Linked DNA regions of Homo sapiens: region 1 is linked to region 2. A link is an interaction called in ENCODE POLR2A ChIA-PET data of the cell type or tissue named here. Cell type or tissue: OCI-LY7. All regions are shown on one strand. Links, peaks and the distances in the headings refer to the core of each region. The heading gives the core; the rest is flanking DNA. Region 1 overlaps DAAM1 (dishevelled associated activator of morphogenesis 1). Region 2 overlaps DAAM1 (dishevelled associated activator of morphogenesis 1).

What was found. Peaks named below come from ENCODE experiments on the same cell type or tissue, not always from the same donor. Only the 100,000 strongest peaks of a DNase experiment are listed, where the experiment ranks them.
Region 1: POLR2A ChIA-PET joins it to region 2 with 7 read pairs; 2 of 35 experiments call an interaction of 5 or more read pairs at or near these places.

Annotation. Positions count from the first base shown.
Region 1 is chr14:59,329,373-59,345,526 of GRCh38, reverse strand. DAAM1 (dishevelled associated activator of morphogenesis 1) reads right to left here. Exons shown (of 25, transcript NM_001270520.2): 13 at 14,839-15,026; 14 at 14,019-14,318; 15 at 13,607-13,714; 16 at 5,347-5,453. Among named protein-coding and RNA genes, the nearest start is that of GPR135, 130 kb to the left of the region's middle. RefSeq lists enhancers at 13,701-14,509, 14,912-14,961. In OCI-LY7, for the core only: no CTCF peak of the experiment used is centred there; no DNase peak of the experiment used is centred there.
Region 2 is chr14:59,204,376-59,220,529 of GRCh38, reverse strand. The region is part of intron 1 of DAAM1 (dishevelled associated activator of morphogenesis 1); the gene reads right to left. Among named protein-coding and RNA genes, the nearest start is that of DAAM1, 24 kb to the right of the region's middle. RefSeq lists a silencer at 1-139. In OCI-LY7, for the core only: no CTCF peak of the experiment used is centred there; a DNase peak (open chromatin) is centred at 9,109; H3K27ac peaks cover 1,082 bases.

The sequences.
Region 1 (16,154 bases), core at 4,010-12,009, 130 kb before region 2:
TTTCATGTGCCATTAAGTAGGGAAGAGAAGGAAAAAATTTGGGAATCCTACTGTACTCATACCATTCTCTTCTATTTCATGTTCTCAAACCCAAATAAAGCATCTAGACAAAATGCAAAATTGTTTAAGCTGACAAATAAGGCCCGTTCTATCACCTTATGTGAGCTGTGTTGCCATTATAACCCCTACGCCGTTACAGCAGCCCTTGTCCTGGCAGACTTCTTCAGATGGTTTTCGTCATTCTTGGGACAATCATTGCCTCATGAACATGTTCCCAGAATATCGCGTTAGAAAATTCCCCCTACTTAAATGGAACAATTTAGCTAAGTTGGCATGGGTAAAGTATACAACAGGGAAAAACCGACTCGCAGCATCAGGGCCTCAACTGGGTAGCCTTAGACTCCAGGACACTAGAGGCCCTTGAGTCAATTTAAGTCCAAACACCATTGTGTGGCCATGCAAGGCCAAGGAACAGTAACAATAGGGAGGGCTGAAACTGCCACTAATGAAAACCAACTGGCTGTGAAAACATCTATAATCATGAGGAGAGCTCTGCTTGTAAGAAAAAAAAAAAATTAGTTCTGTGTCCTTTTCACACCGAGTTGAAGAAACCATTTTATGGTGTAGTTCTGCTGAGTCCTTCTGTTTTGCATTTAAAAGAAAAGGAGTTGAAAATCAGAGCGAGAACAATACTTGAAGTATCAGATTTGCATTTCATTAGCTCCCCATATGGAGCACAGAACTTCTTGCTTTTGAAATTGTATATATTTATGCTCCTCAACCCCCAGAGGCTGTCTGGACTAAACACTAGCTCTAATTCAAAACAATTTTGGTTTCTCTTAATGTGGCCCACAAAGAGACTGGAGACTTTAATGGCTAGCACTTAAGAAAATCTACCTGTCAACATAATGCTATGCACGCGTCCTGTTGGATCAAAGAAACCCTACCTTAAGGGAAAGGGGAGAAAGGTACCCCGCCCTCAGGGATGGTTCTATAGGTTGCAGAGTTCTTAGTATCATCTGTCATCCACAGAATCAGTCTCTAATCTCTGTAATTAATTGCTTTTAAAGCTTGGCAGTGTTCTGAAGTGCCAGAGGGTGGCAACTTTTGAGATATCTACTCCAACTTTCTTTACAAGGCAGGAAACAAACCAGCCATCTTAAAACAGTATTCAAAACTCCAGGTTGCTCTACTCAAGTATTTCAAAAATTTGCCAAGAGAATTGGAACATCCAGGCGTAATTAAAATAAGTTAAGGATGGATGGCTAGATCAGCCTTAGCTCTGCTTCAGTGGATTTAGGCCAAATCCCCCTACTTTAGAGTAGCTTTTTGTGGTTTACTACACCCAGGCTGCTGTGCTAAGTGAGCATCTGGAAAAAAAGAACGGCAGAACACTTCATAAAACTGTGTTTCAGGTGGGTTCATTTTGCAATATAAACCTGCTTCCAAGTTTCTGTCTCCCCCGCTGCCACCCCCAGGCCTTTGGCAGCGAGGTCTGTTTTGGGGAATAAAACAGAGTAAATTTTAAATTGCTACATGTCACCCATGCACACATACCAGTAGAAAAGTTGCTTATTCCCTGAGGACCTGAGGAACGTCTCTAAGACGTGCCCATTCTACTCTCTTCCCATGAAAGGTATGGTCCCTGGTGCCCTGGAGCTCCCCATTCAAATGCACACCTTTTAGGCCATCTCTTTCTGAGAGCTTCGAATGATTTGGTCACTCATGCTGCAAATATCCTACTCACTCAGGCATGGGGAGTGCTGGCACCTCCTCCCTGCCTTGGCCTCTTTCCAACTGCCTGCTTGGCTCCAGAGAAAGCTGTGGCAGGTGCCCCTGACCAAAAGGTCCACTGACATTTGTAAAATATGAAGAAGACCTTTAAGGTATAATCTTAAATACTGTGAACACAAGTGTTCATTAAAATACAGCCCATGGAATACGCCACAGGCTTTCACTGTGGTGAACTTTGGTGTAATGATGGCATTGCCAGGAGATAAATCCTAGACAGCAAGATAAGAAATAGAGAAGTTCACCAGTCTCTGGGAATGAAATAATCAGGAAAGAAAGATAGTAAGTGTGAGAAGGTAGGAAATGCTGACATAGAAACATTCCTATTCATTGTCCCCAAGCATAAAATCAGCCTTCAAGGGCTTCTTCATCTCTCTCCAGGCTGTCCTTAGTCATCAGGTCTCACCTGGACAACAGAGGCCCTTATCTGATGGCTGCCCTGGTCCAGCTGTTAACCCCTTCTAACCTGTCCTGCGAAACCAAAAGACCAAACTAAAAAACCTTATTAAACAAACACACAGTGTCCTCCTACTGAACAAAAGGCACCAGTTCTGATCCCATGGATACATAAATAGGACACTGACTGGGCAGCTCCCATGCAGGCACCCTTCCCAGGGCTGCACACATCCTAGGAGGAATTCTCACAAGCCGCTGCAGGGCTGCTACCCTCATGATCTTCATTTTATAGATGAGGAGGTTATGATGTGATTCTGGGCTGACTCATGCCCTTATAAATGCACAATGCCTGAATTTCGGGCTCTCCTGCCTGGTTTCATTCAATCCAATTGATAATTTTCTGCCGGGATTGCAGGGCTCTCTACTAACTGTGCTTATGTCCCTCCCACATCTTTGCTGCTGCACGCCTCCTTGACACCACCTTCCCGGCCCCTCCTCTTGTCATATAACAGTCTTTGCCTTTGAGGCCTACTTTCTACAATAAGCCCTGCTGGTGCCCCTCCTACATGGCCGGGCTCCATGTCCTTCAGTCAGACCAGTGTAAGCCCTGAACTGCGCACAAATCTTCTCACAGGTGTCATTTTTCTTCTCCAATTAGCCATGTGCTTTCAAAGGCAGCAACGTTATCTTAACTTTTGGTATGTCCTATGGCACTCAGCACGGTGCTGGGCAAAAAAATGCTCCAAAGTGGTGACTAAGAGAAAAAGTATTGAACACGTTTTCCTACTTCTTTCTCCTTTTATGTCCCCAGCTCCTTTTGTGCATAGTAATAAATTGCCAACAAAAAAGGAAGAATGAAAAGTAAACTGCTGATTGGTTAAAAAACTAAATAAAATACAAATTATAATTAAATCTGCCTAATTTTTTCACTTGTACCACATTTAACATGTCATTCTGTGCTTTCCTGATGAGAGAGTAAAACAACTGACCAGTGAGCACAAAAGGACGGGGCACTGAATCATCCATGGGAGAGAGGGCTTCAGATCCTTATCAATGCAGCCCAATGGCCAGCAGGTCAAACGGGACTCAAAATTACTTTGTCACACACACTTTTAAATTGTGCTCACTGTAATAATACTTATACACTAAACTGGATTTTAATTGATAATCTGACAGATACGAGGCCAGTTCTTAAAACTGTCTTAAGAGAGTTTAGATACATTCAAGTTCTAAGTCACCTCAAAAGTGTCAGGGCCTAGGGCAACAAGGGAATTTACATACCACAAATATGAACTAATTCCCTCAATAACAGAATGGGAAATTTGCCAGAAAGAGATGTAACCTTATCTATATCTAGTGTAATTACCCTGGTTGGTACTTAGTACTACTGAATAATCTGTCAATAAGGAACGAGGTCACAGTTTTTACTCTAAAGGCATTTCAACACTATAGAAATTCTGTGACAGCTCCCTTCACCAAGTGTTTTAAAGCATTCATCTGGATGGCACAAGCATAAAATATAGAGAGAAATTCTAGGATGTAAAAAAAACTCCACAACTTTCCCCAAGTTAATTTAATTTTGCTACTAGGAATACTACTTATAAAAAGGTAACAAAACAAATTGTTTACACTGTACAGCAGTCTTCCCTTATTGGAGGGGAATATGTTCCATGACCCCCAGTGGATGCCTGAAACTGTGGATAGTATTGATCCTTACATAGACTATGTTTTTTTTGTCTATACATACATACCTAGGGTAAAGTTTAATTTATAAATCAGGCACAGTGAGAGATCAACAATAACTAAAAATAAAATAGAACAATTAAAACAATATATTGTAATAAAAGTTATGTGAATGCAGTTTACCTCCAAATATCTTGTTGTACTGGACCGTGAGTAACTGAAAACGCAGAAAGTGAAACTGTGGATAAGGGGGGGACTACTGTAGAAGAAAAATAAGTAGACCTTCAAGTTATTTTAAGTGGTGGCTTCCTGAGGCAGATAGATATTTTATTTAACCTGAGCATAGTTCATGGAACAAAAGTCAGAATAAACACAGGGTACGGCCATTTACACAGCTTTCAGCCAGAGGCAGAAGTAAAATGTTAACAGGATGGTTCAGGTTACCTTACTAGTTGCATTACAATTCAAAGATCTCACTAAGGTTAAATTTCTCTTCATTAAAAGAAACATTTGCTCCCTGAAGTAATACATATCTGGCTAAGAATCAACTTCCATGAAAACCAAGCACTAGCTCTTTGTGTTAAAAGAAATTCATTCTAAGAACATCTAAATAATAAGGACTACTACTTTCCCTCTCTTCATAGTCCCTGAAAAAGAAGTCACCTTATACCAGCCTCAATGCATATACAACATTCCTTCCAGAATGTAACTTATCTTTAAAGCCCCAAACTCGGGATTCTTTACATCTTCACTCACTCCATAAGCATTAGGTATCTTTGCCTAATGTGAAAGTTCCTTTTACAGAAAAGAAGAAACTAGATACAGAAAAGCTATTTGAAATGCCCAGAAAAACCTGACAACATTGCCCGAAGTTGCAATCAGATTCCAGGCTCCCAAATTTCCTTTCTTCTTTTCAAGTTCCAAGGCTGTGATGGTTCACTAATTATGAGAAAGATTTCTGAACAGGGCTGAACTGGATAAATTAGCTTTTCACGGAGGTTTGAGATTTACATATCCTTTTAGCTATAAAAATGCTCAAAAAGAACATGAAATCATATAACCTTGAAATGAAAAAAGGTGACATTAGAAAGCAAAATAAAACAAAGAGCCTTCATCTGTTGGTCCTGATTCTGTGACAATGCTACTAAATGACCAAAATATCTCTAAGGCCAAGAAGTGTAAATAAAAGTCAAGTCGATGTTACAGGCTTTCTGGGAAGAAAAGATTGACTCAGGGTGTTCTGCCTTTACATTTAGAGGTCTGTGGAAATTAAACTTTGAGAAAGAAGGCATCCAGCTCTGATATGTTCCACTAGGGAAAGTAAGCACCAAGAGCTGTTCTCATTTTAACAGAAGGGGATCCAAAGAACTGTACCTCAGCAGAGTACAATTAAAACAAAATCACTAACATGTGGTTTTGAGCCACAGAATGGAAATGTTGGTCCTACTAGAAATGTTTATTCAACATCAACAATACCTCGATAGAAGGATGTTGCAATTCTGAGCTCTCCGACCATCAATCACCGAAAGCTCTTTAACTTTAAGTTTGGAACTCAGAGTGTCATCAATGGCATCTGCTTCTTTCTGTAAAGAGCATGAAAGAAATCCATCAAAGTCCAACAGGGACATTCAGACTTCAGATACACACTTTCCTTTACATTGTTGTTCATATACACATACACACACTCGTATACACATGGGCAAGGCTGAAATGGTGGGAAGTGTGGAGAATGATGGAATTGAAACAAAGGCTACAGTCTAGTTGGTAAAGGGAAATAATAAGAAAAGCTGACCACCCACATTTGAAAAAGCATTATTTGGAAGAACAAAGTGCTTCTAAGTTGAAGATGCTAAGTGTGCATAAATTATCAGTGAGTGGTGCCCTCCTTTTGTCCCCCAAATTCCTATGGATTGCAGACAGAAGAACTGTCACTATGAATCAGGCTCAGCTGAGGCTTGCCATTGCCGGTCCAGCCACTTGCAAGGCCCATTCACCCCAGAACCATCTGCATTGTGAGCACTCAAAAAAGCTAAACGATAAAACCTCCCAAACATCTTCATGTACAACAGGAAGCTCCCAAAGCCAGATGGTAACTTTCATTACTCCAGAGCCTGATGGACAATGGGAAGGGGCAGTTTGAGGCATGAGTTCAGTTACCTGAACTAACAATAAAAGGCTACTTGCATATTCTGTTGCTGTATAGAAATCTGTAAGCTATGATGGCCAGTTATAATTTCAGGTGGAACAGACCAAAAATATGTATAATATACTGTTAGAGTGAACTGAGCATCAGGAGTATTGGTAATAATAAAAAGTTCAAGGCTAACTTGATAAATAGCAAGTTTGATTTCATTAGCAGTGAGAATCAATTAAAAACGTTACAGTGTTTTAAAAATGTAAGAAAACTGATTAAGTAGCTCTTTCTTTTGCAAAGTTGTATCTACATTTTACACAAAGATAAAGAATCTTAGCTGAATTATTCATTCAACTTACCTACAGAGTTTCCTCATTTGATGAGGGGGCTGAATTAAAGTAGTACCTCTAAAGTCTGTTTAAGTTCTAAAAATTCTACGTACTTTCCTACTAAGCCTCGTGAATTTATGGAGAACATCTAACATTATCAGTTCTACAAACTACAAAATCTTGGATCAGACTGCTGTTTTTAACATGAGTCTGTACTACTGTTTAAATTTTTGCAGCTTAAAAAGAAAATGAATTTGTAGTGACGTGACTGCAATCTGGCTTGCTCAGACACTAAGCATATCAAGCATCTAAATTCAACTGCAGCCTATGCAATCTATAAAAAGTACTTGATAACTATCAGAAGACAATAGTCCAAGTCTTATATACACCATCAAGCCTTTTTCATATATTTCCCACTCAGGAATTAGGAGGAAAAAAACAATTATATAAATTATTGTACCAATAACGGTAGCATTAAAAAAAAAGTAAAGAAACCAAAGAACTCTAGAACTGTGTAACAGTTTAGAAAACAAAGGCAATATGGAATTTATACTGTGAGGCACTAGGTGATCAAATGTCAACTGTCTCATGCTAAAATTTCAGGCGAACCTCTAGATACTCATTTAAGAGTTGAAATCCAAAGTGGAGTTACCTAGGCATTAGATTACACTATGTAAAAAAACAAAAACAAAAACAAAACCCTGGATAACGAAGAGATTTCAAGCTTACAGTGAGCCAAGGAGTTATATTAAGCAAGCTTTAGGTAGTAGCTCACTTACCTGCTTGGAGTTACTGTTCACAAAGAAATCCTACAGCCATGGCAGAGGCATGGAAAAGGCAAATCAGATATATGCAGTTCAGAAGTCACAGCAACAAATGGGGGAAAGTCAAAGCAGTCAAGGAAACAAGTGATGTAGGGTAAGAGATGATTTATGCCCCTGGGATCATCAATGAGAGTTGATGAAGATGAGAAAATTTGGCTGAATACCATGAAGAGCACAATACTAAGCATTCAGGGTAGAGAAAGACGATGACATTTGCTGTACCCAATTTTCAATGGTGGAAAATCAAATTCAGAAAAGACAGGGCTTAAAACACCTGAGAAAGACCCAAGCTGGGAAAGGAATAAATCCTCTTTGAAATGACCACTGGCTCCATTTATTCAACATGATGATTTTACTTGAAGCAGGAGAAAATCAATCCCATCAACTTGAGGAAACTATTCCTACTGTTAATAGGAAAACCAAAAATACATAAATAAATAAACTTTTTTTGATGAAAATAATCTCCTGTCATCTTGTGTTATAAGGAAGGATTGAGAAAAGACAGGTTGAACAACTCAAGTCAGTAATATTAACCCTCAGCACCCCTATAAAGTGCAAATAATGCCTGTAGGTGCTACAGGTAGGTATGAGGAAAAAGAACATGCAATTAAGAGAAAATCAGTGATACGTGTGTTGTGCAGCCATTCGTGGCCCTGTCCTAACTGCCCCAGGACTGTTCAAGCATACAAGGTCAACAGTCTCTTCTGGAAATAGTTTTTAGAAAAGACTTGGAATGAAAAAGGGAACGAGGAAGAGGTAACTGACATGCTGTGAGAAAGTTACAGCATACGTTGCATATTTTTGCAATGCTGAAATGAATAAGGCTTTGGTGTGCAAAACACGCCCCAGTTTTCGGGCCAACAGCTTGCACAACCAGCATTTGCTCAGCAGATTCCTTAAGGTCTCACTGGTCTCAGCAGCACTGCCAAGGCCAATTTTACACAGATGAGCTGTTTCACACAATTCCTCTAGTGAGAAACAGAATGTGTCCTCCCCTTGCTCTAGCCATACAAGGGGGGACTGCTTTTCTAGAATGGCATTTAAAAAACAATGGATACTCCTCTGATATCCCAGTTTTCTTTTGTCTCTGTTATAACTGCCAAGTTGTCTACTCTGAAGCTCCTTAGGACTCTTCCTGTAAAAGCAGTTTCCTTTCAAGGGCAAAAAAGACTATGGCGAAGTGAACTCCATGAAGTCATCTTAACCTATTTTTTTTCTCTTAAAGAGAGAGTTGCTAGTTGAACTTAGAGATTCTGCTCTTACTGTCTGACCCTCAAAGAAGAAACTTTTTTGAAGTTCACTGGCAACTCATCCTATTTTATGAGTTCCCAGTGGCAGGAAATTAAGACTTCTGACCTCTAGTGTAGAGGCCTGTGGAATCAGGCAACTGTTATTTACCGGGTGTGTGGCTTGGGGCTCAGTCTATCTGTCTGTAAAATGTGGTTAATTAACAACTGATTGGTGTGAAGATTAAACATGACAATCACGTAATGCGTTGTGTATAGTACCTGACACATAGGTATCTGACACATATGTATGAGCTCAGTACTTGGAAGCTACAGTAATACAATTATTTCATCTTTCAACCTGATGATCAAGTCCACTTATTCCCCTTTGGCTCTGCTTTCAGTTGAGCTGAAAAAACAGCTGGTCAAGATCTCCAATTTGTGACCACCATCAGCAATAAGTGTAATAGTTAATAACTATGTAATACATTTTCTTTCTAGAGGTGAGGATGAAGAATGCCAAGCAAGAGTTTCTTCAATTATTACCCTAAAGATTCCACTTCTTTTAAAAGTCCTTTACTTGGCACATTAGAAATAAAATCATAAAGCTTATGAGTTTCATTCAAAGGGGCATGTTAGAAATAATGATGCTTCCAGGCCTATTTCAAGTAGGTTAACATTCTTTTTGAAAGCTTATTCACTGAAAAATCAGAGAGAAGTAACAAAAGATACTTCTAATTGGCTTGGGTCAAATGTGGTAGAATCACTTATATTTGGCTTCACCTAACAGGATGTCTGGTTTTTCCAGGCAATTTCTGGCATAAAGCTTAGGGCTTGGAGTATAAATAGGAAGTTGGGACTTGCATTTTCAGGAAGCAGTGCTGATAGTGCTATAGATTGAATTCCACAATGGGATAATGACTCAACACTTCACAGATAATCATAACTTTTACATGAATGGTTTTTAATCTTTTTGAGACTTTTGTAAATCTGGTAAAAATTATGAATCTCTATCCAGGAAAATTCAAACACTATATTTATATAAAACCCCACATCTGATTAACTCTTATCATGAAGCTCAGTTACAGAACTTACATTTGGTCTTAAGAAAAAAAAAAAACAACACCACTATTTATATTTCTCTCTTCTGTTTTCATGTGCCATGGCTAAGGATCAAGCCTACTGAAATAAATATCTTAAATCATAACATTTTTCAATGTGAAAATTATACCTATAGAATAAAAATTGTAAAGAGAATAAAAAAGGAAAATTCTTTGATAATTTATAAAAAATCAGAAGGTATCATTGAATGCTCTAAATGGAGCCCCCAAAATGTCTTGTGTATTACATATAAGCAGGAGAGGTTGGATTCTGGAGCCTGAGACCACCGTTATTCTTTGTTCCTAACCCAGAGTAGAGGCTTTGAGAAGTTTTACAATGTGATGACAATAGGATCCTTAAGGAAGGGCTGTCCTCAAGCAAAGATCAGGGGGAAGGAAGAGATAGTGAACTGTGAATTTGTTGCTACAGAGATATGACTCCCTTTAGGTAAATGTAGTGCCTTTAGCTCATTTCCCCTCTATTCAATTGTATGGATAGAGAGAAATGAATTTATAGCATCTAGGGATGAAAATTTCCCATAAAACGGAGATGAATATTGTTTAATTGTATCTGAAAAGTACTGCTATGCAATGTGCTACCATTTAAATCAGTCTTTTGTGGCTGACCTGGAAATCATGTATAATGTAGTTTCAATGAGAAAAAGAGGACCTGAGATTCAAGACATTGACTTTCAAATGAACTTTTGGAATGTGAGTGGAGAAATAACTGCCTGCTATTAGATCCCATTTCATGTGGCACATAAGCTTACATAATCAGCTCTGCACACCTTTGATATTTACACTGAAAAAAAATTCTGAATAGGAGTAGTCTTGTTCTTAAAGCTGGAGTGAAAGAAAATCCTATACAAAGTCTGACATTTATAATGAGTAAAAACCATGGGGAAGAGCAAAGTGAAATTGGGAATTATGTCCCTTTGGAGTTACTAAATACACACCAAGCCATGTTTTTATTATCTATAAAATATGAATATCTACTCATAGAGTTGGGGGTGAGCATTAAGGAAGAAAATAAGTATAAGAGCTCCATTGAGAACTAAATCTTAAGGTTGATGAGATTGGGAACTGTGCATATCATACTTGGCATCAGGAATGTAATGGATGCTTAATATTATCATCTTGTAGTCCATATTATAGTTATTTACAGCTTTTTCTCATCTCTGCTTTTATACTGTAAGTTACACTGTGGGCCTGTGCAAAAATTTAACACATTTTCATCCTTTGAAGTACTTTGTATACAAAGCAGACAATATAAGTTCTCATTTTAATGATTCCTCACATCAACTGGATATATTTTATGCAGATATGTGTAAGCATATATGTGTGTGCATATACACTTATGTTTGTATATATCCCCTAAGTGTCATTTCTCAGTATTCATCTAAATTATACTAATCCGACACTACTGAGATTTTTCCAAAATCTTACTCTGTGCAGGGTTCCTGTTGCATGCATACAGGTAATGGTATTCATGCCATTACCTTTGTAATGTTCCTTTGCCTCTCTGAGAATTGTATCTAGCCAAACAACTGGCTGAAGTCCAGAGAGTTTGAACAGGGTGTCATGACTCTGGAGGGAGGAAAAAGGAGACATCATGGAAAAAAATAGATCCCGAGTATTCATTTGCGAGTAGAAAAGAGAGCAGTTCAAGTGAATTATATAATGCACTGCCAAGACTGAAATGAAAATGCATAGGTCTTGAGTATTTCCATTGGTCATGAGATAAGGGGACATTTAATGACAGGCAACCCATTTTCTTTACTGTGTCCTATATATTCCAACTAAAGTGTCCACATCTTTGGATTTTCTATCAGAATTCAGTAATTTCAATAAAATGGCTCAAATTATCCTTATTTAGAAAATATATTTACAGTTAAAAAATTCTCATTTCAAATTCTTGCACCAAAAGAGAAAACCTACTTGAATTACTCAAGCTGATCAGGTATGCTGAAATGTTTCTCCAGGAAGTGCTATTGAAAATATGGTCACAACTGATTCTACTTACTGGTCTACTTAGTGTTAAGTATAACTGAAATGTTCTGGACTCTCCTGACTGGAATGCATACTGATTACTTAAACAGTGTTGGTTGCTAGGAGACAATTACCCAATTGCTAGGCTTTCTGCAATCTTGTCTCCCAGAGCTCTTGAGAACTGTCCACATATTTGTCCCAGAGCATTTTGGCAGTATCCTTCTGCACCTTCTGCTGAAAGCCAGTTAATTATGAGTCTTGTAAACTTAGGTCTTTCAACCACCTGCCTTTATAATAAATGCAACCCACATGCTCAGACTTGAATAGCATCATTTGGAACAACTGCTGCTTTTCCTTCCTTTAATTTACTTCTCTACGTTCTCAAATCTTCATATTAGGCAACCAGCATGGAACAGTATCAGCGATCAAAACTGAAGTGGGAAAGCAATGGGACATGTAGCCAGGTTAGAAGATTATTTGAATTATCAGGAAATTTGCTAAAATGGATCAAGATTCCATGTCAAGGCCAAGGAGACACCTTCTCAGGACAGCAGACAGAGAAAGAGGCAGCATGTTGCAGCCAATCAGGAATGAGTCTGGTCACAGTCCCTGCCACGTGAGGACTCTAAAGACAACTTTTGTCCTTTGAAGGATAAATTGTTTTGCTTTCTATTGGCCAATGCCTTATCTTCATTGTGTTTTTTTCATCTTCCCTTATTTGGTGTGTATAGCATTGCCCAAGTTTGCCTTTCTACTTACAGTAGGGGTGGGCAGCTGAGGGCTCCTGTTTTAAGGGTTCATGTCACTATGGCAGGCAACCGCCTCTATTTTTGTATTTTATTAAAGTAGCATAAAAGGCATTGCAGAAAAGCTTTCCCTTTCTTAAGGAAAAATATTCATTTAAATATTGGCTTTTCCCCCCCATTTCAGATGTATCAAAGGCCATTTTGAAAAACAAAACAAAATGAAACAAGAAACCCTTAGTTTTTGTTTCTCCCCCTAGCCTGAGTCCATCTACTCTTTTGGTGCTCAGTATTTCTTTTCTGATACACTCTTTCTTGGGGACTAAGCCAAGGAAACCAACTAGGAAGTCTGCTGCTTGTTTAAGGATGCTCCACCCATGATTCATCTGGGAGTTAAGGGCCTCTCAGTAAAGCCCAAGGAAAGCCCCGTAAGAGGCCCAGCATTCGTGTGTTCCTGTTTAGGATGAACTCTGCTCTCTCCATCATTCCACCTCTTCAGTCATACTTAAGAATCTTTCTTCTCACACTACTGGACTCAAGTTTTCTCTTCTCAAGGCTTTGATTATTTGGGATCCTACTCCACCTTTTCTTTTTTCTTCTGAAACTCTCCAGACCTGGCCACCTTGCTGTGTTCTCTTCTGGTCTAACTTTAAGAGGCTGTATCACGATGCCCTCTTGAAGAACAAGAGGTACCACACAGATGTGACTGGGGCTCACATAGTGATGCCTTGTCAATGTGGAGTGCCAGCAGGCACCAAATCACATGTTTTTGCTACTATTACAAAAGCTTTGCTCACTTTTCAGTAGCGTCTCTGGTCCTATTTGCACCATTACCATCTCCCCACTTGCTCGGTCTTTACAACCCCACTTCTGTTCATGACATATAGTAAAAACTCCTAAGTTCCATCTACTGGCCAAATTATAGTCATTTAAAAACCTCCATACTTCTAAAAATTCCATCCATTTCACAAAGAATTCTGCTTCAAATGGTAACCATTTGATATGTATTTTTAAAAAATTCAGATGAACCAAAATAGCTTTAGATACAAACATTGTGGGGTGACAATTTAAGTTACTTAACTCTTCTACTTTCTCCTGGTGAACCATTTTGACTAAATACAAGTGACAGCATACAAAACTCTTTACACCAATAGAGACAAGGTCTTAGACATATACCAGATATGAAACTCCCTAACAAGGAGCTTATATATCTTCGACTGTTCACATACAACTAACAGGCACTTGGACGGAGACACGGACATGCACAGGGTAGATCCAACAGCCTAGAATTCATATGCCGGTCACATCACGGCCATGGCTGATGGGCCAGAGATCATGCATAAGACATGATTTTTCTACCTTTTTGGTGTCTGGAGGGCATATGCTGTTACCTGCTGTCTTTGATAGGCAGAGAAGGTTCTTTCCAGGTCTTCAAGATCTAGAATTTTGAAGACTTTTGTATCATCAATTTCGGTCCATACTGTTCCTTCCAGTTTGTTCTAGAAACATCAATGTAATAAGTGCTATAGTTTACAGTTATACATAAAAAGAACAGGGATGGTTATTTAAAAAGTGCTTCTATCCCAAATTTTTCAGTCTACCAGACACTCAAAGTGACGGGTTTCAAACAATGTGTCATTTATTTCAGAAGCTTTATCACTTAAATATCTGAGCTAGTGAGAACTCTTGGTCCACATTAGAAAATGAAATCATTTAACAGCCAGGGCTGTTTTCCCTTTCAGTGATAACACAATGAGCTGCTAATGCTATCCATTAAAGGGAAAACTGGAACAAATGGCTCACCTCGGGCAGTTTAGACCAGTTGAAGGATTTCAGGGCATTTGTGGGCTGAGGAATGCTTTTCTTCTTCAGTGCTAGGCCCATTGGAGCACCAGGAGGTGGCATGATTGCCCCTAAGGGAGGAGGCCCTGGGGGAGGAGGAGGGCCACCTGGAGGGAGGGGAGGCGGTGGAGGGGGAAGCATCCCACCTGGTAGAGGTGGGGGTGGTGGGGGAGGAAGGAGAGATCCAGGCACAGAGGAAGGAAAGGGCCCTCCTGGTGCTCCAGGCGAGGGTCCACCTGGGATTGAAGCACAGACGGCCCTCTGAAAAGATAAAAATAGGAAAAGAAAGATCAATGGAAGAAGTAAATTCATTGAATGATTTAAGAGTCTGTAACTTGGCCTAAAATGTTTATTATAGAGAAATTCACCCTTCTGAGAATGTTTAAAGGATCGGTAAAGTCGAATGGACTCTTTTGGGCCTTTATGGACTCCAGTGCATCAACCTTTTGTACCTGACACTCAAGTACTTGTCTGGGATGCATTCATATCTCTCTCACTTCTTGCACCATCACAGACAGTCTGGTTTTCATGAAGTCAGTTTTCACTTTAAGAAGCTAATGCAATTTCCTTTGCTCTTAGATTTGTACAGTATTTAAAAATGCACCCCCAAACAGCCTCTGCTGCCTACATGATAGCAGAGGGAGTGAGTCTCCTAATTGTGATGAATCATGAGCCATTTCAGATTTTATTCCCCCAGTATGAAGTTCTCTACTTAAGGGTGAGGGGCTCTAGGGTCAGTGAGGCCTTGGCAGCTGCCCGTGAGCTGAGCGGAAGACCTCACCCTGCTGAGCTCATGGAGCTGTGCTGTGAGGTCCGCCACCTGCTGCTTGACTTGCTTATGCTCAGTAGTCTCCTTTTCAAGTTTCTCTTTCATTTTATTTAAGGTCTGCATCATCTCTTCCTTCTCTTGAGTCTTAGCATCACATTCTCGTTCTTTCTTTTCCAGTTTCTGTTGTAGCTCATTGTGCTCTACACGAGAAAACAATTGGACATGAAAACAGGAGAGTCTTCAAAGCTGAAGCATTTTCTCTAAAAGAAAATTGACTGAGGATGATGGCAGAGATTATGAGGATCTTTATTAGGTAAATATTATTCCTCTTCTCCATCAAAGGGAGCAACTCAAAGGCTAAATGATGTTTGTGCTTGGAGTGGGCTTCGGATGAACAATGTTATTATTAACTACGTAAGAGACTGAAGAAGAGAGCCTACACTCACAGTTCTAAACACAGAACAAAAGTTTGAGTGACTTCTTGTGGAGGAGAATGGTAACTGTTTGGTAGTTGATTCAGAATCTTGTCATTAAAATGGTCCTTTAGCAATACAAGGAAAAAAATAAATATTCAAATGGCCTCTTTTCACAAATTAGAAGTGAGACAAAGAGTAGTTCAGCTTTTATGAATTAGGTTTGCCAGCTCACATCCAACCAGCCGAAGGGCTGGAAGGGAGGGTCTCACCTGTGAGGAAGAGCTGCTGTCAGACCCAGGGTTTGTCCCCAGATGGAATCACTTCTCCCATCTCCCCTCAGAAGGCTACTTGAAGTATTTTATGCTTTCAGTAAACAATTATTAAGGCATATGAAAGCAAATGTTATCATCTCAGTATTAAATATCTTAAGGGGAGTGGGGTCAGTAGAACGCGAAAATCATGGTAACACAGGGGAGAAAAATATTGACTCTTAGCTGTAGTTTTACTGACTTCCTCAATCCTGCTATAATAAAACAGGGCATCCAATTCAGCATAATGCATATTCACATTGCCAATGAATACAAGCTTGCTGAAAGGAGTGATGAGTTTTGGAAAAGAGAACTAACAAAGTTTAGGCTGCGGATTTTTATTTCAAATACATGTCCCCAATTCCTATTCTTTTTATATCAATAAATCCACTAGAGGTATAACCCACTGGGGCCGAGCTATACTAATAGAGCTGGTCTCTATTTCTGAATTTGCTAACACATTTAAATTCTTGTTTTCTCTGTCTCTGACCTTCTCTCTCCTGAGTTCCCCCAAATTAGAGTTTACAGAGAGGAGTTCAAGCCACTAAAATCCCTGGATTTTGTCAGCAATCCACTTCTACCACTCTGTTGTTGCCTCCCTAAC
Region 2 (16,154 bases), core at 5,314-13,313:
AAACAAAGACTAATAAAGTAAGTATTGTTGGGGCAATAATTGTGGCTATTGAGGAAACCATGTCATAAGCCAGTTCATTCTTCAAAACTAGGCAAAACTTATTTCTAATACAGAATATTTAACTTCTACCTCCCTTAAATGTTGGCAAAAATAAGACCAAACAACAATCCACTCAGCAAACATAGAGCATGTTTGCTCTAGAGTTAATCCATGTGCCACTTATAGGTTAAGTATAGGTAACAAAGTAAAACATATCACCCTTGCCTTTTAGGAGCTTAAAGTTTAATTAAGTTCCATTACACCTGAGAATAGAGCCGCCAATTCTCTGACTTCTGTGTATCTCTTCCTTTATCATTCTATTTCCTGCCAGAAGCTTCTGGCAAAACAAAATCTTGGGATGAGAGACCTTGAAATTTGGTCAAATGCTTAAAATCAAGAACTGAAACCAAAACAACACTTTTCACTGTAGTTCAGTGACAGGCAATGGATGCCATCCTGGAAAAAAAAAATCTGTATTTTTCGAAACCAATAGCTACATCCATAGCAGGAACCACTCTTGAATTCAAACATAATCTATAGCTGGCACCCAGACAAGGTAAATGTGAGCCTTTGGAGCAAGATGTTGGACCACAGCTAAGAATGAATAAAGGCATGTCCAGAAGTGGCACCAAAGTCCTCAAGGCAAAGGAGCAGACACCAAAGGGATATTAGACAAGCAGGATCCTACAGTAAGAAGACAAGAAATAAGGAAAGGCTGAAGGACTCAAAACACAGGTTGGCCAAGCTCATGTTCAAATCAAGTATTGCATGTTTATATGATGTTTATGAACATATGAAAGACACTGGCACTAAGTCTTGACTATACCTAAGATCCAATTCTAGAAAGCAGAAATTCCAGTTTTCTAGACTTTACTCTTGGAGGAAAGAGTACCGTATAATAGTCTACATACAAATTTACCATGGACTAAGAAAAAAGCACCACCAATTATAAGCAGATATGAAACAGAATAAATAATATAAAGGAAAGAATGTATAAGCCATCTCTTGAAGTGCTATGCCAAGAATAAAAAGTGTTCTTGCTATACCCAGAAGAAACCAGGGAACAAGAATCAGGATACTGACTACAGCATGCCGATGTCCCCCCAGAGGTTTATGCACAAGTCCTGGCTAATCATCATAGAGTAAGTTTTCCTAGCCCTCGAGAAAAGACTATTTAAAAAAAAGAAAAAACCCCACACAATTTTACCTACAAAGTTTCTGAGGATAGGCTGGTGATGGGGTGGTGGTGGAAGGTAGTAAGTTCCTCTTCAGTATTACACACTGGCTGTAGAACAGGCTTAAGTTTGGGGAAGACTTTAGATAAAATTTCAGTGTAGACACCATCACCACCAAATGCCAACATTAGAAAGAACACAGGTATACATTCCCAAGGCATTGAGAATTATTCAAGTTAATGGAAATGAAAGAAACAATGCTCACATAAACTAGAAAGGGTCTTTCCAATAACTGCCACTCCTCTGTCCTTTTACCTGAAACTTCCTAGAGCACTAACAGGTTATGTGTCCGTCATATGGCTTGTAATACAGTCCCAGCCCTTGCATATCAGTCATATAAAAACATTAATAGCTTGGCAGTCATGTGTGGAGGGCCGGGGGAAGGGAATATTTGTGCTCCATTCTTGTATTTATAAATTTATAACTTGTGAATTCAAATTTCAGGGTAAAGATAGCTAACAAATGCCGAGACTTAAAAATATCTCCAAAGAATCAGAAACCAACAGACAGACATTAAAGCCAAAATAAACTCTAGCTCCCCCAAAGGACAAAGCCTACATAAGATGAAACTCATACATGTGTGTGCCATCAGAAAATAATAGTGATAATCTAATCTTAGTGTAATTTTAATTTATCTTGATTTCACTCTTGGACATGGAAGTATCAGTTCTAATGTCAAGGAATGGTAGATAATAACTATTTACATATTGTTTCAGATTATTTAACTTGCATTTGAATATGAGCAAGTCTTATTACTGAATATTCACACCCCTTTAGAAACAAATGAAATCACAGCAAGGAAACACTACTCAGAGAAAATTGGAGCAAAATGGCACATCTATTTATCTCTCTCTAGGCTAGGAACAGGCAACAGCAATTTTCCAGTACCTGAACTCATCTAAGCAAAGCTTCTGTTTTGCTGTGATTAATGTCTTGCTTGGACCCTCTGGGGCAGAAAAAAGTTTACAGTCAGCATTGTCCAGTAAAAGTTTCTGTGATGATGGCAATGTTTTATCCCTGCACCATCTACTACAGTAGCCACTAGCCTGCACGTGGCTAGTGAGCACATATGAGATGGCTAGTTTGACGGAGGAAATTAATCTTGAATTTTTTTCTTTTTTTGGAGATGAGATCTTCCTCTGTCACCCAGGCTGAAGTACAGTGGCCCAATCATAGTTCACTGCAGCCTCCAACTCCTGGGCCCAAGTGATGCTCCTTCCTCAGCCTCCCAAATAGCTGGGACTACATGCACATGCCAGTATACCTGATCCTTTTTTTTTTTTTTGAGACAGAGTCGCTCTGTCGCCCAGGCTGGAGTGCAGTGGCGTGCAACCTCCGCCTCCTGGGTTCAAGTGATTTTCCTGCCTCAGTCTCCCAAGTAGCTGGGACTACAGGTGCCCACCACCACGCCCGGCTAATTTTTGTTTTTGTTTTTTGGGTTTTTTTTAGTACAGACAGAGTTTCACCATATTGGCCAGGCTGGTCTCAAACTCCTGACCTTGTGATCCGCCCGCCTTGGCCTCTCAAAGTGCTGGGATTACAGGCATGAGCCACTGTGCCTGGCTCATTTTTGTACTTTTTTGTAGCGACAGGGTCTCACTATTTTGCCCAGGTTGGCCTCGAACTTCTGGCCTCAAGCAATCCTCCTTCCTCGGCCTCCCAAAGTGCTGAGATTACAGGCATGAGCCACCATGCCTAGCCCTTAACTTTAATTAATTATAATTTAAATAGCTACATATTGCTAATCAATACCATAACAGCAGCATAGACATGTTATATCTTAAAAAATCAAATGTCAAACTTTTACCAACTCTGGTTACACCACACTGATATAATCAGAAGCCCATCTACAGTGAAAATCTCAAAAGACACAAAAGGAAGATTTTCAGTAGTAAAATTGTAATGCAGACACAGTACTCAAGTTGAAGGTGGGTACATGAAGTGTTATGGTGATGGTGCTTGATAAATTCTAAATCCTTACTGCCCTTAAGAAATCAGTCACAGACACACACACAGGGAGCAGTCCTGAGGTTTGGCAGGACAAGCAGGCTGCCTCTCCAAGCCCACTGTGGTCAGCAACAAAAAAGGCCCAGATTCAGACTAGGAAGAGCCAGGTTACCCTACCTCACCCCTGCCTCCATGAAAACCAGCCCATTTCAGACAGTTTCTTTTTCTCCCAAGACCAGGTCAAACACAATGCAAGACAAACAAACGTGGATCAAATATCTGTTTTAAAAAACTAAAAACTGCTGGAAACTCCTATATTGGGGTGTTTGGGGAGGTATTGTCTCTCAACTTTCAAGCATCGCTGGGCTACAAACAAGTAAAAAAAAAAAAACTATATAGACATACACATAGTATATACTTAAAATTCAATTCTTTATAGTTCCAATTGAGGTAACTAAGCCAAACACCTTAATTACTACAGAAATCACACAAACGGTTAGTCAACAGGAAACACATCAAGTGTTACTCTAATCTTAAAGAATTCCAATACTTCATGGTGATATGAAATTGACTTTTTTTTTTTTCTTTTGAGACAGAGTCTCGCTCTCTCCCTCAGGCTGGAGTGTAGTGGTGCAATATCAGCTCACTGCAACCTCTGCCTCCCAGTTCAAGCTATTCTCCGGCCTCAGCCTCCCAAATACCTGGGATTACAGGCACATGCCACCACGAGCAACTAGTTTTTGTACTTTTAGTAGAGAAGAGCTTTCACCATGTTGGCCAGGCTGGTCTCGAACTCCTGACTTCCAGTGATTCACCTGCCTCGGCCTCCCAAAGTGCTGGTATTACAGGCATGAGCCACTGCGTCCTGCCTGAAATTGACTCTTGCAATTGATTAAAATCCTTTTTTTGCCTACTCTATGAAATACAGACAATGTGCATGAGTATAATAAACAGGCAGCTGTCCAAAAATATCACACACACACACTCAAAGTCATTTTAATAAAAGCATGATATTGACTTGACAGAAATACAGAAATAACACAGTACATTGAAAAACTGTGCCTGAGACAGGCAGCATTAATGGAGAGGAGGTCAGAATGCAGGGTCCTCTCCTCATGTGAGTAAGGCATTTTAGGGAGGGACCCTGGGAAGTCAGAGGAGGTATGGCTGGACAAGACTCAAGGAAGAGAAAATCAGCTCAAACAGGGCTGGGAGGCCCTGGGGACCTCACCTTCTAGACTCCACCTGTGTGTAGCAAACTCCACCCACAAGAAGAGTGACTGGGTCTGCAAGGTGCATGAATGGAATGGAAATCTACCCTCGCAAACAAGCCTGTCATTCATATGGTCCCGCTCAGCAAGAATAAAAATGAGAGGAACGTGAGAAAGGCTGTCCTAAGAGGCTGACCTCTCATGCTATAGTGTCATTTCAGCAGGCAAATAATCAAATTGCTTACTGTCAATATATGACCCAAAGCAATCAATTGTAGCGAGAAGGCACTTGGAGTTATCAATTTATGTAACAAAAATGACATTCCTTGGTGTTTCCTTCCTTATCTACCTCAACCCCCACCCTAGCCTACTCCCCGCGGCTGTCACACAGGGCAAAGGAGCTGGGATTTTGCCTTTGGCTGGTGTACTGGGACATTTCCAGAGCCACCGGACTTGCCTGCTTACTACTGTGGTGGATTATGAAAGGCCTTGTTATCCTGAGCTCCGACAGGGCAAATGCAAACACTTCGGCCTGGTGCAGGCCTTTAACAAGCCTGCAGCGGCTGCCGCCTGCAGAAAGCATGGTCGGTGGCAAGCTTGCCAACAGCCCAAGCCAGCTGACCAGCATCCAGCCACCACTTCTTTTCCAAACACTGACTGAACAAGCCTTGATTCAGCTCTTATGTTACACTCTGGTGAAGAACAGTGCAGAAGCACCAAGAGAATCATTTGAAAGGAACTATTCTGGGCATACACCAAGCACATGTTCCCATGGAATTGTTAATAACTCAGGGGTCCTTTATATTTGTTTGAACCTTCCATGTCTAGCTGTGGAAAAGACATATTTCTTTTTTCTCTCCAGGGACAATAAAGGCAGGAAAGTAAAACTCCTGGTAATGTCATATCCAGTCAAACAGGAAGGTTTGTAGGCTCAGGGCTGAAAGGTTTCCACAGCTACACTGAGCCAATATGAAAATAATTTATTTCACTTTCATCTGTTTCATTTCCTCCAAAATTATCATTCAGGTCCCTGACTCCCTCATCTATGAAGACAAGAGGAAACATTTTATAAACACAACAGAATACAGTGTTTAAAAAACACATGAGATATGGAGAAACCTGAACTTTCACTCATTGCTGGTGGAAATATAAAATAGTGCAGTCACTTTAGAAAACCATTTGGCATTTCCTCAAATTGTTAAACACCAAGTCTCTATATGACCCAGCAACTCCATACTTAGGTATTTACTCAAGAGAAGTGAAAACGCATGTTCGCACAAATACTTAAACACAAATGTTGACGGCAGCATTATTCATGATAGCTGAAGAGTAGAAACAACCCAAATGTCCATGAATAAAAAAAAATGTGGTATATCTATAAAACAGAATATTATTTTGCAATAAAAAAGAATGAAGTACCAATACATGCCATGACATGGATGAACCTTTGGAAAACATTAAACTAGATGAGAGACGTCAATCAAAAAAGACCACATATTACATGACTTCATTTATATTAAATGTCCAGAACTGGTTGATCCATACAGACAGAAAGCAGATTAGTAGTTGTCTGGGTCAGGGTTGAGGTCGATCTGTCAAACTACATGGGAAGAAACGAAGTTGAAACTATTGCCTAAAGTGAGACATCTGGCTTTTCCACAGTTAACAGAAAAGTATCTCTTCAAATAGGATGACCTTCCTGAGGAGAGCAAGGAAGAAAGAAGCACGTCAGGGGTCTGTGGTAGCAGCCAGGCCTGCCTTGCACCTGCCAACTTGGAAGAATCTAAATGCAAAACATTTAACATCCCTCATAGTGATCCACATGAACTTAAACCAACGTATACAAGAAAGACAAAGAGGTTTCTCATGCCAGGCACAGAACTTAGGTCTACACAGCACCCTTTGCAAACTGTCACCAGACACCTGCTCCAGTTATCTTGAATCAGCTACAGCCCCAATCTTCCAAAGTAAACTGAAGCAAAGATCCTCGGAATCACAGTGAACTTCAAAGGGAAATTTAGCTTTGTGCTAACGCCTCAGATGAAAAAAGGCAGGCCAAATCAAACCAGGTACGTTAAGTGTGATATCTGCCTGATATCTTGGTAGCAAGTTGATTTAATAATGGAAATAGGTGACCACTGCTGAGAAACAAGCTCTGAGGTTGCCCTTTGATAGATGGTGAAATCCAGGAAAGATGGCAGATTCTGCTTGCCCAATGCTTAAAATCAGGACAAGGCAAAGTATGTCACAAACACAACAGGGAAGGGGTCCAGCTCTGGGAGAAAAATAAACTGTCTTCCGACTGCAGCATCAGCTCTTCTGTGTTTTAAAATAAAATTTATAAAAGTAAGCTTCACCTTCCCTCCACCCACCGTAAATAGTGAGAGAAGGCCACACATAGGCAAGACAAGCATTTACATATACGTATACCCTGCAACCCTTTATTTAAGGGCTGAAACAGATTTGAGTCCCCTGGTATTACAATGTAAACAATTTTTCTTTCCATATAAGTATGTGCTGCACTCACAGCTGGTGGTGGTGTCAGTTTACATCCTCCTTTAGTTTTAGGAATAGCAGTGGGTAGAGGGATAGTGGCCTGCAAGTCAGACAATCAGAGTCCTCAACCTGGCTTCAACATTAACTAACAGGATAACCCCAAAATACTCTGGGCATTGCATTTAATCATGTGTGAAACAAGGTGGGATTATCAGTGGTTTTCTCTTTCCTTTTTTTTTTTTTTTTTTTTTTGGTAAGCTGTGAAATCATTTATACAAATGAAATCTCATGGAGAATCTCAATATATATAAGAGCTTAAAGCAGACAGGCTGCTTAAAGCTGGAAGGGATACGGGGGAAGGGAGGGGTCTCCCTTGAGGCATCTTCTGGAATCCTGGGACTCCACGGCACATAATATGAAAACCACTGACAAGTTCCCCTGAATACAAAAAGTCAATTCCACTTTTAGTAAAATACGTCTTTAGAACTTTAACTGAAACCACAGAAGACAAAATGGAAAGACTAACGATTTCTAATCCCTACTCCTGGGGAGGGGGTGGTGTGTGGAATGGGGGGCAGGGGCAGAAGTATTACAAGGGGTCCTTCATTCATAAGCATGTGAATGTCTGATACATATACACATGCCTATTTTTCCAATGAATTTATATGCTGCGATTGATAAAAGTAAAATTCATTTAAAGTGTTAAAGAAATTCAAGGTCATGTGAGAATCTGATTCTTTTTTATTAAAAAGGAACATTCTAAAAGATTGGGAGCCACTGCGACAGAGAAATAAACAATATTCCATCTGAAATAAATGATGTAAATTGATCTCTTAAAAATACTAACAATGGCCTTTAAAAAAAAATTTAAAGATTCTACTACCTACACTGACAAACTAGTTAGATCCCTTGTTTACTAGCTGTGGCTATTAGAATGCTGCTTGGGCAGGATTATGAGGCATGTCCAAGCTGGGTAGGAAAGAATGTCACCTTTGATAAGCATTGTCTAGCATGGCAGTGGAAGGAATAGGAAGTGGGGGAAGAACATGTCTCCTGTATTGGTACTCCAAGCTACGCCAGACAATCATCTTTATCAGGCAATCATCTAAGATATGACAATTAGCAGAGACCTGTGTTCTAACTTGACTCGGACATTATGCTAAAACACTGGAGAGTTTTCAACAGCATAAGCCATAATATGTGCTTCAAAACTTTGACTTAATTACTTATATTTGTTCACCTTGTGACAACTGATAGTATAAGAAATTCTCATTTAATACTATTTAAAAAAACAAACAAACAAGTCTGACTTCAAAAAAGTTTATAACTCCCGACCAGATGACTATACTAAATGAATTATGGCATTATTATGATCACATACTTTGTCATATATTTTTAAGCCTAAATAGTAGAAACATGAGAACCTCAGTAAATGCAAGCCAATAGCAGCTACCAGTCATGGTAAAAATTAATGATGTTTTATCTTAGAAACTATGTATCAAAGTTTTATCCATTTAGAATCAGCCCCATTAAAAAATGAAACCTACATAAAGAAAGTTACAAAATGTGAATCTAGCAATCACATATTTCACTTAAAATAAGAATTAAGGAGGAATGGCTAAATCAGAAAATAAAAGGAGTGTTTTATATTTCTTAAAATTTATCTTTCAGAAGTTCATAAAATAATATGGAACTCATCATTAATGAGAAAAATATGTTTGAATATTTTTAGTCCACAACTTTACTAGTCATAGCAGGGGAGAGGCTGTTTAAAATCATTATTCTGTGTTATATTAAAGATTGTTCACAAGATTTTTTTCAGTGCAAATTCAAGAAATATAGAAAATTAAGATAAAACATCTCATAATCCATTTTACACTGGAGGTGTTATTTATTCATAGAATGTGAGTGAAGTGTCTGATTATTTTACTCAGAAAGGCAACTGACACTCTTGGAAATTCTGTTCCTTCGGTCAATTGTGTAGAGTCCAATCATCTGGCATTTGAATGATGCAAGAAATTAACAAATCAACTGGGGAGAAATATTCATTTTTGCAAGCTAGGAAGACAATGAGTTGATGTTTTGGGAGAAGACAAATGTGACTTCCTCCTCTGCAGCAGCAGCCTTCCTCCAGAGAATCCTCTTGTAACAACTATTACACCACTGGGTCAAACGTGTCCCCCAAACAAATGCACAGGGACCTACCCACCAACACCTGCCCTAGAAGAGAGTGCCACAGGATGTATGTGCATGCATGTGTTTTCTTAAATACAGATGGAGCACTTTAAAATAGAGTCCCAGAAAATAAAATCTGAACAGAACCATAATACTCAGTATGTCTTCTCTAAAGTGTGCTGGGAAACACTTCATTATATTCTGTTACTGGGATTATTACAATCATCTAAAATTTTAAACATGAAGCTCTCTGTGCTTGGAAGAAGATTTATTTCTCTGTTTAAATTACCTAAAGCAAACCTAAAGTGCTTTACCAAACCTAAAGCATTTAAAAGAAAAACCATTTCTCCTACAATATTGGTTTATGATATATTGACAAAAAGGCAATTGGACCGTAAGTACAGCATTTTGTAAAATTTAGGTGCTGTACAGGCAATGCTGCAAATATTTTAGACAAGCATTTGGATCTGTTTTACAACACCATGTATAAACAAAATATACTGGGCATAACATTTCTTTTATCACATAAATCATTATAATATAAACTTCTCCCTCTCTCCTCATAATATTTGGATTATTTCATTGTTCTACCTCCTTATTTTCCAAACAAGTTTAGTCCAGTGGAAAAACTATGTATCATTTCCCTGGTTTTTATGCCTTCAGAAAAGCCTTCTTTGTAGCAGTCACACCATCAGCAGAAAACTACTAAGATTAAGAAAACACTAAGGCAAACTCCAGGAAATGCAAACTGGCAAGAAAATGACAGAAGCTAGCCTGAGGTTTCCCTCCAGATAATGAGGAGAGGGTATGTTAAGATAATTAATTATGCGAAACTGAAGCAAGAGACCCTTAATCACAGAGAAATATTTTAGATCATTTAAAATGTACCTGGAGATATCGTAAGTTTCCTTCCAAAGGGTTTAATGACTGCTTATTATATTTATGAAAAGTGCTGGCTTATTTGCATTGCTAATTACTCCCATTTCTGGTCATTTCAAAAACATTGAGATTTAAACAGATAAATTCGCAAACAGGCCATTTAAGAAAGGAAAAATATAAATGACCTAGGGAGGAAAGTTATATTTAATAAATTTTTAAAATGCAAAAATACCATGTGATAGCTTTTGCTAGTTGTCCAATCACAGATAATTGTAATATAATAATACTCATTGTAGGCAATGGTGAAGTGAAAAATGCTTTAATGCTCTTTCACTGTCAAGAGCGTCAATTTGCAAAACTTTGTTGTTGTTTTGGTTTTGGTTGGTTTTTTTGTTTGTTTGTTTTAGAGACAGGGTCTCATTCAGACCCTCGGGCTGGGGTGCACTGGCTGTATCATAGCTCACTGCAGCCTCAAATTCCTGGGCGCAAGCAATCCTCCCACCTCAGCCCACACACCCCAAGTAGCTGGGACTACAGGTGTGTACCACCATGCCCATCTACTTTTTTTCCTATTTTTTTTTTCTTTAATTTTTGTAGAGATGGGGGTCTCCCTATGTTGCCCAGGCTACTCTCAAACTCCTGGGCTCAAGTGATCCTCCTGCCTTGGCCTCCCAAAGTGTTGTAATTACAGGCATGAGTCACTGTGCCTGGCCCCTGCAAAATCTTCCTTGAGGATGATTTGGTCATATAGATGTTCCTTGACTTACAACAGGGTTACATCTTGATAAAGCCATTGTATGTTGATAACACTGTAAGTTGAAAATACATTTAATACACCAACCTGCTGAACACTATAGCTTAGCCTAGCCTACCTTAAACATGCTCAAAAACACTTACATTACCCTACAATTGGGCAAAATTACCTAACACAAAGCCTATTGTATAATAAAGTGTGGAATATCTCATGGAATTTATTAGATACTATATTGAAAATGAAAAATAGAATGGTTGTATGGGTATTCAAAGTACAATTTCTACTGAATGCATATTGGTTTCCCACAGTGGTAATATCAAAAAACTGCAAGTGGAACCATCGTAAGTCGGGGACCATCTTTCCTTTTAGAAAAACGAAAATTACGCACCTTTTGTTTCATTTATTTCTATGAATTTATCCTAAGAAAATAATCTAAAACATGGAAAAGATGTTCATAATTTTAATGGAAAAACAAAAATGGTTATCTTGTACTGTGAACTGAAGAATCATAAGGTTCATAAATTTGGAAAGGAGAGCTTTATTTCTCATAAAAGGTGCCATCCAGCAAGCACTTGGAGGGAGGAGTAAAGAGAACAGAAATGTATGCCAAGAGGGATGGTCAAATATAAGTATTTAACAGATTATAGGAGGAGTCCTGAATATTTATGAAAGGAGAAACATGCACATGCGCAACTAAGCTTCATGCCTGTATTGGGACTTTTTGTGTTATAAAGAAATATCTGAGGCTGGATAATTTATAAAGAAGAGAGGTTTAATTTGCTCATGGTTCTGCAGGCTGTACATGGATGGCAGCAACAGGGCTGGACTTCTGGTGAGGCCCAGGAAGCTTACAATCACAGCAGAAGGTGAAGAGGGAAGCCAGTACATCACATGGCCAGAGAAGGAGCAAGAGAAAGATAGGGGAAGGTCCTAAACTCTTTTAAACAACCATATCCTGCCTGAACTGAGCGAGAACCCACTCGTCACCAAGGGGATGGTGCTGAGCCATTCATGAGGGATCTACCCTCATGACCCAAACACCTCCCACCAGACCCCACATCTAACATTGGGGATTACATTTCGACATGAGATTTGGAGGGGACAAACATCCAAATGATATTGATGCCTATTCATGGGTCATATGTTCAAAAAACAGTGGCATTAGCATGATCTGAGGGTTGAGTTTTCAGCCCTCTGATGTCAAAAGGCAAAGCAGAGGACATGAAAACCCTCACTGGACCTCCTGAGAGAGTTGGACAAAACCTGCCTAGAGATGGTGGTCAGTTTTTAGGAAGGGATGCATGTGAAACTGGTGAGCTGCCACATCGAAACTGCAAAGATGGGGAGTCCGGCCATGGCCTCAGATGATTGGCTGAAAGCGATGAAGTTATGACTCATTCGTTTCTTGTTTTCTGGAGTTGGCTTCTGCTTACTCCTTAGGAAGGAATGCTGGTTAAAGGCTCATAAGGAAGGGGCATACTAAGATGTGTCAAATCTCCCATTCCATCATGGCCAGGAATTCAATTTTTAAGGTTTCTCTGGGAGTCCCCTTGGACAACAGGGTGTCTATTCGGTCAACTGGGAGGCTTAGGATTTTATTTTTATTTCTCAGTACCATGTATAAAATGAAAATAAATGCAGTCATCTAAGAGTTTTATTAAGAGTTTTAATTACATGAAAAATGCTTATGACAACATTTAATTGGGGGCAGAATGCAAAAGAGCGCAGGTAATGTATAATCAAAAGCATTTTTAAAACTTCATTAAGATTTTTATCTATTTCTATGTACTTTTCTGTGTTTTTTTCCCCACAGTGAACCTAAATTAATATTATAACCAAAAAATAAGTTTCTGACTTAATAGTTTCAGAATGGCCTTGAAAATTCCCCATGCTAGGCACGGCAAAATTTCTCAGAGAAGGGACTGCTGTCAGGAAAAAACCCAAGATTTAGAAGTGGGCAAAAGAGATTACTGGGTATCCTCTCAATGGAGTGTGATTTGTGGTCTAAGAGGCCCTCCAGGGATGATCTTTGACTTTTTTGTTTGTAATTAGGCCAGTGGTTCTCAAAATATGATCTGAGGAGTCCTGGAGAGCCAGAGGACTTTTCAGTGTGTTCGTGAGTTCAAAACTAATTTCATTGTAACACGAGGATGTTGTCATTTTCACTCTTACTCTCTCAACAAGCATAGAGTAGAATTTTTGAGGCGCTTTAATACCCACGATGAAGTCATCATTCACATAACATGAAATAGGTTTCATTATTGATATGTTTTAAATGAAATTAATAGTTTTAAAGCTTCTTAATTCTAATTTCTAACATGATAAATATATTACACAGTAAAATCTCTTTGGGATCTTCAATTTTTAATAGAGTCAAAGGGTCCTGAAATCGAAAAGTTTGAGAACCTGTTGGACTAGACTATCTCACAGCTCTGTAGAGGCAGAAACTCACTTGCCAAAAACACACAGTAATGTAATGCCTCTTGTCCATAGCAAAACAAATGAATTTTGTCTGGTAGTGATATAATTGCCTTACATGCCTATAGAAAAGATAAGCAAACATTGCATTTTACGGCCCTTGAAAATATTAACAAGTGCTGTATACACTAGCAAATTTATTTCAGCATTTCTGATTGTGGATAGATGACAGATACACAGGCAGACATATAGATACCTGTTCTTCAAATTCTCCTGTGAACGACCCTTAACATCTTACTGGTTCCCTCATTAATTAATGAATTAAAATTGTTGGCATGTGTTTATAATTTTGAGAATCTTATTTTTAAACTCTTTGAGAATTATTCTTTAGCACCAACTATCTACCAATAGATCAGTTCCTGCATACAGGCCACAACACTGATTAAAAATAAATTAATAATTAATCAAAATATGTTTTAAAACAAATGCAAGCTATGATAAATAAGTTTTACTAATTCAACAAAACAAACCCAGTCAAGACCCTACTTTAGTTCCTAAATCTACTAGAGTATTTTTTGCTAAATGTAGCTGAAGATAATACAAACTGATTTGTCAAAACTTCAGAAAAGTAGACTTGATTTCCAATATTTCTTACTACTTTCCTCCTCAAAATAGTTTGATCCTAAAGAGTATCTACTGTTTACACCCGGCATTCTAGAAACTCTAATCTTTTTTCCAATTAATTTTAAACACTGGAATAAGAGTGGGATAAGTATATCTTATTTTATAGATGAAATATCTGGCCGGGCTCAGTGGCTTACGCCAGTAATCCCAGCACTTTGGGAGGCCGCAGCAGGCAGATTACGAGGTTAGGAGATCAAGACCATCCTGGCTAACACGGTAAAACCCTGTCTCTATTAAAAATACAAAAAATTAGCCGGGCATGGTGGCAGGCACCTGTAGTCCCAGCTATACAGGAGGCTGAGGCAGGAGAATGGCGTGAACCTGGGAGGCGGAGCTTGCAGTGAGCCGAGATCGCACCACTGTACTCCAGACTGGGCGACAGAGCAAGACTCCGTCTCAAAAAAAATAAAATAAAATAAAATAAATACCTGAGCCCCAGAATGATCAAGTGAATTACACAATCTTACATGTATCAAGAGAGGTTAAGGAAAAATCTCTTCAGGTTCTCCATTTGCACATAGTTTAGAACACTTTGAGGGCCAGGTGCAGTAGCTCATGCTGGTAATCCCAGCAACTTTGGGAGGCCACGGTGGGAGAATTGCTTGAGCCCAGGAGTTCGAGACCAGCCTGGGCAACATAGTGAGACCCCTGTCTTTATGAAAATTTTTCAAAATTTAGACAGGCATAGTAGTCCCAGCTACTCAGGAGGCTGAGGTGGGAGGATCACCTGAGCTCGGGGAGGTCTACCCTGGACCCTGTCTCAAAAAAACAGAAACAAAAACAAAAACAAAAAAACTTACCACCCGAACCTTTACAGAAAAAGTTGGCCATCCTCTCTTCTAACCTACTGTATTCTTATTTATCTCATCCCAAGGGTATCTTTTCCTACAAAATGAAGTTTAAGTTAGATAACTGCTTCTATTTTCTTTCAGTGACAACCATATAAAATTATTCTCTTAACACAATATAAAGTGTTGCGTTTTTAAAAACAGAATATTCCAAGGTAAAGATTTTAAATATAGTACATCATGTCTTTAAGGACAAAAGACCTGTCTTTGGAGAACATACAGATATGAAATAACTAGCAAAGGCTCACTGTAAAAAAGCAATTATTTCATGACCTCAATTTTTAAATCTGGTCATTTTCCAAAACTCAAAACTCAAATGTCTTTCTCCTTTAAGAATTTTTTTTCCTTTTAAAGAAGCTAAAACCTGATTCAACAAACACACTCAGGTCAAAGATCTCAGCAAATCCAAACATCACTTAATATTTTTAAATGTTATCTATTTTCTGTAAGAACTTTAACTGAACTAAACTTAAACTGTTCTCAATAATAGGAATCTGGAAAACCTGACATTTGCTTCACTGCTAAATGTATATGCTTCTTGAAATATCTCTATATACATGGACCTAATAAATTTTGCCAATACACACTGTTTATCACATAGTTTTTCTACCTCTAGTGACCAGATAGTATAAGACATCAATTATTTTCACTTTAACAAATTTACAGGAACTAGAGTAAACAGAAAATCATGCTGTAACAAGAGTTCCAGACTGTGGAAAATTCTACAGGACAAAATAACATGGAGGATTCTCATACTAGTTGTATTAGTTTCTCTATGTATATGAGTAGGAAATGTTCAATAATAAAATGTTTTTAAAATCTTCATTTTCACTCCACATAAAACAAAAAAAGTAGCAACAGGAAGCAATAAATCTGATGGGGGGATCATTTTAGGAAGACAGAGGAAGTCGTGAAGCATATTTGTGAGTTGCCATTCATTCTGATGATTTTTATTTACTTATTTATTTATTTTTTTAAGAGAGAGGTTTTTGCCATGTTGGCCAGGCTGGTCTCGAACTCCTGACCTCAAGTGACCCACCTGCCTCGGCCTCCCAAAGTGCTGGAATTACAGGCATGAGCCATTGCACCAGCCCCATTCTGATGATTTTTTGGATGTTGTGTTTTCATTTTAATAATCATCAAGAGTATAATGGCATAAATGTACGTTACCTGATATGACAGGCAGAACTTTAAATGATACCCCATTACCCTTGCCCTCATATAATTCCCTTCCCCACTTTAAATGTGGATGGAACCAGTCACTATGATGAGATACCACTCTCATGATTATGTTTCATTATATGGTCAAAAGAAGATTACCCTGGGTGGGCTTGGCCTAATCAGGGGAGCCCTTTAATATCAGCCTCTTCTCCAGCTGATTGCAGGGAAAAAAATCAGAGAGATGTTCTCCACGTGGCATGGAAGAAAGCAAACATCCACACTGTGAACTGCCAATGTGGGCCATGTG